Regions from separate parts of the Homo sapiens genome. Here region 2 is linked to region 1. Evidence: chromatin loops called from intact Hi-C (ENCODE). Cell type or tissue: PC-3. All regions are shown on one strand. Region 1 has its middle 59 kb from the start of MED14OS. Region 2 overlaps MED14 (mediator complex subunit 14).

Region 1 (5,000 bases):
ACAGCAAGCATAGGCAAGACTATAAAGAGGATACCCATGGAAGGCTAATTATTAACACTTATCTTTTGTGATTTTTAGCTTGAGGTCCCCAATCTCTTCACATTGGTACTTTGGGTGTTCTTCTGGGTCAACGGAGGTGACTCTGTTGGCTTCCCAAGTCTTTACTTGGGTATAATGAATCCAAGAGTCTATTCCAGTGACCTTCACTGCCACAGGAGTAGAAAGGAGTACAGTGTAGGGTCCCTCCCAACCTGGGCCTATAGAGAGAGAAAGGGAAGGGATATCACTTTTACTAGCACTAGGTCCCTTGGGTTGAACAGAGGTGGCCCTGGTTCACGGGATTGGGCCTCCAACAATTGTTTCAGTTCCTGTTGGAAATGGACCAAAGAGGTTATGTGCTTAGTTAAATTAGAGGTTTCTTGGTCTAGCAAGAGATAACTGGTGAGAAAAGGCTATCCACACATCATTTCAAAGGGACTCAAACCTAGCTTTGAAGGAGTGTTTCTGACATGTAGCAGGGCTATGGGGAGAAGGGTAGTCCAGGGGAGATGAGTCTCCTGAGACGGTTTCCTGAGGTGCCTTTTGATAATATCATTTGTCTTTTCTACCTTTCCCGGGGATTGTGGTCTCCAGGCATAATGAAGATAGTACTGTAGAACCAAGTGCCTTTGAGACCCCCTGGGTGACGGCCACCTTGAACGAGGGGCCATTATTGCTCTGGAGATACTTAGGAAGTCCAAAGCAGGGAATTATCTCATTGATTAGTACTTTTATCACCTCAGAGGCTTTCTCTGTCTGACATGGAAATGCTTCTACCCAGTTAGTGAACGTATCTATTTATAGTAGGAGGTACTGGATGCCCCTTGTCTTTGGCATATGGGTGAAATCCATTTGCCAGTCTTCCCCAAGGTAGCCGCTTGTCTTTTGAGTTCCTGGCCAAAGACGCTGTCGATTAAGGAGACTGTTTTTAAGGCAGATCTTGCCACCATTAACAACTTGTTTAACTCTTTGTATTAGATTTTTACCTGAGAACAATCTCTGGGCCAGTTGATAGGTTTTATCCTTACCTAGGTGGAAGGCCTAGTGAAGGCTTTTAAGTACTTTCCATTGGTTGGCAGCTGGTAGATGAAGCTTATTGTCCTCCGATTGTAGCCATCCTGAGGACTGCAGGATGTATCCCCAAGAGGTGGCCCATTCTATTTCTGCAAGAGAGTATTGAGGTTTTATTTCTCTGATGCGGCCCTCCCAGATCAGTAGGGCTTCAAGTGGATCAGAGACCTGGGCCCCCTTGCTGCTGATTTAGCTGCTTTGTCCTCCAGCCTATTTCCCTCGGCTATCTCATCCATCACTCTTTGATGGCCTTTACAATGTATTATTGCCAGCTCCCATGGGAGGAAAACCAAGGAAAATAGTCTTATTAATTTCCTGATGGTATTCAATGGGAGACTAATTAGCTGTGAGGAAGTTCTTCTCTTTCCAGATAGTAGCATGGGCATGGAGGACTAGGAAAGCATACTTAGAATCAGTATAAATGGGCCAGGCGCGGTGATTCACGCCTGTAATCCCAGCACTTTGGGAGGCCGAGGCAGGCGGATCACCTGAGGTCAGGAGTTCAAGACCAGCCTGACCAACATGGAGAAACCCTGTCTCTACTGAAAATACAAAATTAGCCGGGCATGGTGGCGCATGCCTGTAATCCCAGGTACCCGGGAGGCTGAGGCAGGAGAATCGCTTGAACCTGGGAGGCAGAGGTTGCAGTGAGCTGAGATTGCGCCATTGCACTCCAGCCTGGAAGTGCAATGAAGAGGAAACTCCGTCAGAAAGAGAGAGAGAGAGAGAGAGAGAGAGAGAGAGAGAGAGAGAGAGAGAGAGAGAGAGAGAAAGAATCAGTATAAATGCTGTTTTTCCTTTGCTTAACTTGAGCGCCCTCTTGAGGGCAATTAGTTTGGTTAGTTGAACACTTGTGCCCTAGGAGAGGTGCACTTTCAACTATATCGTTCATATAGCTGTTGCATACCCTGCTTTATGGGTTCTTTGTTCTACAAAAGAACTCCCGTCCGTAAAGAGAATCCAGTCTGGGTAAAACAGACTCGGGGCTGTTGCAGGGGGCACAGTGGGAGTGAGATCAGCTCTTTGGTTTGTGTGGGAGCTGGGTGGGGCCTGTGACTGCCGGCTTTCCCCCACTTCCCTGACAACTTGCATGACTCAGCAGAGGCAGCCATAATCCTCCTAGGAACACAACTTCAGTGACCTGGGAATCTCACCCCCATCCCCCATGGCAGCCGCAGCAAGACCCGCCAAGGAGAGCACGCCTAGCCCTGCTCCCACCTGATGGTCCTTCACTACCCACCCTGGTAGCAGAAGGCAAAGGACATATAATCTTGGGAGTTCTACAGCCGTGCCTACTGCCAGTCCCTCTCCACACTATTATAGTTGATGCTTTCTGGAAAGCACCACCTCCTGGCAGGAAGCCAACCAGCACAAAAATAGAGCATTAAACCAACAAAGCTAAGGACCCCCATGGAGTCCATTGCACCCTCCACCACCTCCACCAGAACAGGTGCTGGTATCCATGGCTGAAAGACTCACAGATGGTTCACATCACAGGACTCTGTGCAGACAACCCCCAGTACCAGCCTGGAGCCGGATTGACTCACTGGGTGGCTAGACCCAGAAGAGAGACAACAATCACTGGAGTTCAGCTCACAGGAAGCCACATCCCCAGAAAAGGGGGAGAATACTATATCAAGGGAACACCCCATGGGACAAAAAAATCTGAACAACAGCCTTCAGCCCTAGACCTTCCCTCTGACAGAGGCTACACAAATGAGAAGGAACCAGAAAACCAGCCCTGGTAATATAAGAAAACAAGGCTTGTCAACACCTCCCAAAAATTACACTGGTTCACCAGCAATGGCTCCAAACCAAGAAGAAATCCCCTATTTACCTGGAAAAGAATTCAGGAGGCTAGTTATTAAGCTAATCAGGGAGGGACCAGAGAAAGGCGAAGCCCAATGCAAGGAAATCCAAAGAAATGATGCAAGAAGTGAAGGGAGAAATATTCAAGGAAATAGATAGCCTAAAGAAAAAACAATCAAAAATTCAGAAAACTTTGGACACACTTTTAGAAATGCGAAATGCTCTGGAAAGTCTCAGCAATAGAATTGAACAAGTAGAGGAAAGAAACTCAGAGCTCGAAGACAAGGTCTTTGAATTAACCCAATCCAACAAAGACAAAGAAAAAAGATTAAGAAAATATGAACAAAGCCTCCAAGAAGTCTGAGATTATGTTAAACACCCAAACCTAAGAATAATCAGTGTTTCTGAGGAAGAAAACAATTCAAAATGCTTGGAAAATATATTTGGGGGAATAATCAAGGAAAACTTCCCCAGCCATGCTAGAGACCTAGACATGCAAATACAAGAAGCGCAAGGAACACCTGGGAAATTCATCACAAAAAGATCATCGCCTAGGCGCACTGTCATCAGGTTATCCAAAGTTAAGACAAAGGAAAGAATCTTAAGAGCTGTGAGACAGAAGCACCAGGTAACCTGTAAAGGAAAACCTATCAGATTAACAGCAGATTTCTCAGCAGAAACCCTACAAGCTAGAAGGGATTGGGGCCCTATCTTCAGCCTCCTCAAACAAAACAATTATCAGCCAAGAATTTTGCATCTGGCAAAACTAGGCATCATATATGAAGGAAAGATACAGTCGTTTCAGACAAACAAATGCTGAGAGAATTCGCCATTACCAAGCCACCACTACAAGAACTGCTAAAAGGAGCTCTAAATCTTGAAACAAATCCCGAAAACACATCAAAACAGAACCTCTTTAAAGCATAAATCACACAGGACCTGTAAACCAAAAATACAAGTTAAAAAGCAAAACAAACAAACAAAGTATGCAGGCAACAAAGAGCATGATGAATGCAACGGTACCTCACATTTCAATACTAACTGAATGTAAATGGCCTAAATGCTCCACTTAAAAGATACAGAACCGCAGAATGGATAAGAACTCACCAACTGGCCGGGTGCGGTGGCTCTCTCCCGTAATCCCAGCACTTTGGGAGGCCGAGGTGGACGGATCACAAGGTCAGGAGATCGAGACCATCCTGGCTAACAAGGTGAAATCCCGTCTCTACTAAAAATACAAAAAATTAGCCGGGTGTGGTGGTGGGCACCTGTAGTCCCAGCTACTCAGGAGGCTGAGGCAGGAGAATGGCGTGAACCCGGGAGGCGGAGCTTGCAGTGAGCCGAGATTATGCCACTGCACTCCAGCCTGGGCAACAGAGCGAGACTCCATCTCAAAAACAACAACAACAACAAAAAAACAAAAACAGAACAAACAAAAAGAACTCACCAACCATCTGCTGCCTTCAGGAGACTCACCTAACACATAAGGACTCACATAAAGTAAAGGAGTGGAAAAAAGGCATTTCATGTAAATGGACACCAAAAGTGAGCAGGGATAGCTATTCTTATATTAGACAAAACAAACTTTAAAGCAATAGCAGTTAAAAGAGAAAAAGCGGGACATTATATGATGGTAAAAGGCCTTGTCCAACAGGAAAATATCACAATCCTAAACATACATGCACGTAACACTGGAGCTCCCAAATTTATAAAACAATTACTAATAGACCTAAGAAATGTGATAGACAGCAATACAATAATAGTGGGGGACTTCAATACTCCACTGACAGCGCTAGACAGGTCATCAAGACAGAAAGTCAGTAAAGAAACAATGAATTTAAACCATACCTTGGAACAAATGGACTTAACAGACATACACAGAACATTTCATCCAACAACCACAGAATACACATTCTATTCGACAGTGCATGGAACTTTCTCCAAGATAGACCATACGATAGACCATGAAATGAGCCTCAATAAATTTAAGAAAATTGAAATTATATCAAACACTCTCTCAGACCACAGTGGAATGAAACTGGAAATCAACTCCAAAAGGAACCTTCAAAACCACCACGCAA
Region 2 (5,000 bases), 75 kb before region 1:
AAGTTCCAGTATTTAATAGTAGAGTAGGGAAATTATAATTAACAATAATTTATTGTATATTCAAAACGACCAGAAGAGAAGAACTGTAACATTCCCAACACAAAGAAAAATGTCTGAGGTAATTAATATCCCAATTATCCTGCTTTGATCACTATGTACATGTATCAAAATATCACATGTACCCTCAAAATATGTACAACTATGATATATCAATTGAAAAAAAAAAGAGTTAACACATAAAAAACCTTTAGAACAGTGCCTAGAAAGAACATAGAAAACACTCCAAAACACCCATTATGAGATACAGGTCAACTTCATGCCCAATACAGAAATCCTTTCCATCAGTTTTCTACCCAATGCATTTCATAAGGATACCTAAACTAGTAGAGCTCATCACAGAGCTAAAAACTACCTCCCTAAAACCTTTATCTTCTAGTTCATGGTTTTTTTGTTGTTGTTGTTTCATTTTGTTTTGTTTTTGAGACAGAGTCTTGCTCTGTCGCCCAGGCTGGAGTGCAGTGGCATGATCTCTGCTCACTGCGACCTCCACCTCCCGGGTTCAAGCAATTCTCCTGGCTCAGCCTCTTGAGTAGCTGGGATTACAGGAGTGCACCACCACCCCCAGCTAATTTTTGTATTTTTAGTAAAGACGGGGTTTCACCATGCTGGCCAGGCTAGTCTCGAACTCCTGACCTCAGGTGATCCACCCGCCTCAGCCTCCCAAAGTGCTGGGATTACAGGCGTGAGCCACTGCACCCGGCCATCTTCTAGTTCTATTCTAGAACAACACTTAAAGTTTTCTCTCTCATGTCCTTCAAACAGGCTGTCAGTGGCCAACTTAAAACATAGTACCCAGAATTAATACCAACATCACACAAACACAGTGCTCTACAATTTCTCAGTGTTTTCAAACATTTTATTTGATTTTTGCAACTCTAGGAAGTACAACCAGATAATTACTATGATCTTAGAGATGAGAAAATTGAGGCTTAGGTTAAGACACTTGCCCAAAGAAAGTCAATAATCAGAAGAGCTGAAACAACAACAACAAAAATATTTCTTCTAATTCTTAGTTAGACCCAATATACAGCATGGTCCAGTAAAAATGCTACCTTCTATGACTAGTACAATGAATTTCTATCAATGCCACCAACACTAACTTCTTATTAACAGTCATGACACTGCTAATACATTCTCAACTTTTTAACTGGCTTTTACTCAGATTTAGGCCATCTCACATCTCCCTTAACTCAGGTCACTGTAAAAATGCTTATCAGACCAAGGTCAAGCTCAAAGAGTACCAAAGACCTCCCCGGCAGAAAGACATGCATCAACCCTACTGGGATGCCACAGTTTATCCAGCCCCTATCACTCCACTTAAACATAAACAATTAATGAAACACTCTCTAAACTACTTCACTGAACTCAAAATACACTAGCTTCAGCTACATTCCTTGAACTTAGAAATACAATTAATAAAGATAAAACTTGGCTGGGTGTGGTGGCTCACACCTGTAATCCCCAGCAGTTTGGGAGGCAGAGGCGGGAAGACTGCTTGAAGCCAGGAGTTCGAAACCAGCCTGGGCAACCAAGTAAGACCCCATCTCTATAAAAACTTTTTAAAAATTAGATGGGCACAGTAGTGTGAGTGCCTGTGGTCTCAGGTACTCAGGGAGGCTGAGGTGGGAGGGCTGCTTGAACCCAGAAGTTTGAGGTTGCAGTGAGCTGTGATTACACCACTGCACTCCAGCCTGGGTGACAGAGTGAGACTTCATGTCTTAAAATAAATAAATAAAAGATAAAACTTGAGTTTTGAGTAACTGATTAGTGAATCCATTCACATAGTCTTAGTTCACAAAGAACTAATCCATGTTATTTTTAGGTATTCACACACCAGCTGTGAATATGTTTAATAATAATCTCCTTTAGAATTTAACACCAAATAAATGTTTCTCTAAACAAGATACACAAATGGCCAATAAGCACATGAAAACAGGTTCAACATCTCTGGTCATCAGGAAAATACAAATTAAAACTTTAATGAGATGCCACTTCATACCTACTAGGATGGCTAGACTCAAAAAGTCAGGTAACAACCAGTGTTGGCATAGATGTGGAGAAACTAAACTTCCATACATTGCTGGTGGAAATGTAAAATGGTGTGGCCACTTTGTAAAATAGTCTGGCAGTTCCACAAAAAGTTCAACAAAGAGTTACCATATGACCTAGCCATCCCACTCCTAGGTATACAGTCAAGAGAAATAAAAGCATACATCCCAACAGTTGGACATGACTATCTACAACAGCATTAGTCATAATAATCCAAAACTGGAAACAACCCAAATGCCTATTAACTGATGAACAGATAAACAAAATGTAGTATATCCATGCAATTCAGCCATAAAAAGGAATGTAGTGACACAAGCTACCACATGAATCAATCTTGAAAATACTACACTAAAAAAAAAAATGCTAAGTTAAAGAAGCCAATCACAACACAACACATTTGATTCCATTTATATGAAATGTTCAGAATAGGCACATCTATTGAAACAAAGTACATTAGTGGCTGCTTAGGGCTAGAGGAGAGCTGGGGTGGTAACTAAAGGGCACAGGTTTTCTTTCTGAGGTGATTAAAATGTTCTAAAATTGACTGTGATGATGGTTGCACATATCTGTGAATATAACAAAAACCACTGAATTGTATACTTTAAGTGGGTGAATAGTATGGTATGTAAATTATATCTCAGTAAAGCTACTGAAAAAAATATCTAGGAGAATGAGAGATATTTTATCTTTTTCTTAGGCAAAACATTATCCAGGTTGTTTTACCATTAGTCAGAGTTCCATAAACTATGGATCTATACACTCATAACACATCTGGCATGGCTAAAGATCATTATCAAGAATCTCTAACAAACTAGTTAAATAATCATTAGGTTGAGAACAGAAGTGCTGAAACATGAACAATCCCTCTAATTCTCATTGATGGACTTTATCCCTGACATAAACACATCTGTATCTACATTCAGAAAACAAAAATGCTGAGAGGGTCAGAGCAAGATGGTGGAATACAAGCCAACACCAGTCACCCCCTCTCCAGGAACACGAAATTTTTACTATCTGCACACAGAAAAGCACTGTTACAAAAACCAAAAATCAGGTGAGCAATCACAGTACTTGGTTTTAACTTCATATCACTGAAAGAGGCATTGAGGAGGGCAGGAGAGGCAGTCTTGAATCCCTGACACCACCCCTCCCCTGCCACCCCAACAGAGGCCCTGCACTTAAGGGAGGGAGAGAATAGTGACTGGGGGACTTTACACTGAACTCAGTACTGCCCTGTCATAGTGGAGAGCAAAGCTGTGCTGGGCCAGAGGGAGCATTTGGACCAGCCTTGGCTAGAGAATTGCCCATCGCAGCGGTTGGAACTTGAGTTTCTCAGCAAGCCTTGCTAATGTTGGCCAAAGTACTCTGGAGTCCTAGGTAAACATGAAAGGCTGTCTAGGACACAAGCACTGCAATTCCTAGGCAACTCCTAGTGCTAGGCTGGACTCAGAGCCAGAGGACTAGGTGGCACATGACCTAGGGATACACCCGCTGGGGGGCCTAAGGGAGTGCTTCCACCACCCTTCCACAAACCCCAGGCAGCGCAGCTTTTGACAACAAAAGAGACTCCTTCCTTCTGCTTGAGGAGAGGAGAGCAAAGAGTAAAAAGGACTTTGTCTTGCATCTTGGATACCAGCTCAGCCACAGTAGGACAGGGTACCGGGCAGAGTAGTGAGGCCCCTATTCGAGGCTCTAGCTCACAGATGACAAAGACACACCCTGGGCCAGAAGGGAACCTGCTGCCTTGAAGGAAAGGACCCAGCCCTGGCAGGATTCATCGCCTGCTGAATAAAAGAGCCCTTGGGCCCTGAATAACCAGCGGCGATACCCAGGTAGTATGCCGTGGACCTTGGGCTCTGAAATGTGCTGACTTCAGGTGTGACCAAGCACATTCCGAGCTGTGGTGGCTATGGTGAAAGACTCCTTCTGTTAGAGAAAAGCAGGGGGAAAAGTAAAGGGGACTTTGTTTTGCACCTTAGGTACCAGCTCAGCCAAAGTGCGGTAGAGCACCAAGCAGGCTCTTGGGGTCCCCAAGTCCAGGCCTAGGCTCTTGGACTGCATTTTTGGACCTCCCCAGAGCCAGAGGGAAGCCCACTGCCCTGAAAGATGAGTCCCAGGCCTGGCAGTATTCACCACAAGCTGACTGAAGAACCCTTAGATTTTAAGTGAGCATCAGTGGTGGCCTTGCAGAACCCCTCCCATGAGCCGGTGATGGCCAAAGGGGGAGGCTCCTCTGCCTGTGGAAAGGGGAGAGAAAAGCAGGAAGGAATTCGTATTGTGGTTTGAGTGCCAGCTTAGCCGCAGTAAGAAAAGAATATCAGGCAAATTACTAAGGTTTTTGACTCTAATCCCTGGCCACCAGACAGCATCTCTGGGCTCACCCAAAGCCTGGGGAAACTTGCCATCCCAAAAAACACAAACCTGACTGGCTTCGCCACCTGCTGATCATAGAGCCCTAGGGCCTGGAGTGAAGGTAAGTGGTAGCCAGGTTACCAGTGTAACCAGTGGTTACACTGAGCCTTGGGCAAGACCCAGTGCTGTGCTGACTTCAGGTCTGAGCTGGTACAGTCCTAGTGGTGGTGGCCATATGGGTGCTTACATCACCATACCCCCAGTTCCAGGTGGCTCAGCACAAAGAGCAAGACTTTGTTTGTTTGGAAGAAACTAAGGAAAAAGAACAAGAGCCTTTGGTTGGTAATCCAGAGAAATCTTCCAGATCTTATCCAAGACCATCAAGGCAGTACCTCTATGAGTCGGCAAAAACCACAGCATTATTGAGCTTGGGGCCTAAGTACCTTTGAATATCTAGAAAGCCTCCTCAAGAAGGACAGACATAAACAGGCCCAGACTGCAAAGACTACAATAAATACCTAACTCTTTGAGGCCCAGAT

Evidence for each region. A loop is a pair of places that touch in the nucleus more often than their neighbours do. Peaks named below come from ENCODE experiments on the same cell type or tissue, not always from the same donor. Only the 100,000 strongest peaks of a DNase experiment are listed, where the experiment ranks them.
Region 2: it touches region 1 in a loop (5-fold over the local background); 1 of 110 quality-filtered maps calls a loop at or near these places.

What each region holds. Positions count from the first base shown.
Region 1 is chrX:40,792,290-40,797,289 of GRCh38, forward strand. No RefSeq gene overlaps it. Among named protein-coding and RNA genes, the nearest start is that of MED14OS, 59 kb to the left of the region's middle. In PC-3, a CTCF peak has its summit at 1,929 (motif pointing left); a DNase peak (open chromatin) is centred at 1,932; H3K4me3 peaks cover 392 bases; H3K27ac peaks cover 1,512 bases.
Region 2 is chrX:40,717,061-40,722,060 of GRCh38, forward strand. All of the region lies in intron 3 of MED14 (mediator complex subunit 14), which reads right to left. Among named protein-coding and RNA genes, the nearest start is that of MED14, 16 kb to the right of the region's middle. In PC-3, no CTCF peak of the experiment used is centred here; a DNase peak (open chromatin) is centred at 2,331; H3K4me3 peaks cover 392 bases; H3K27ac peaks cover 1,861 bases.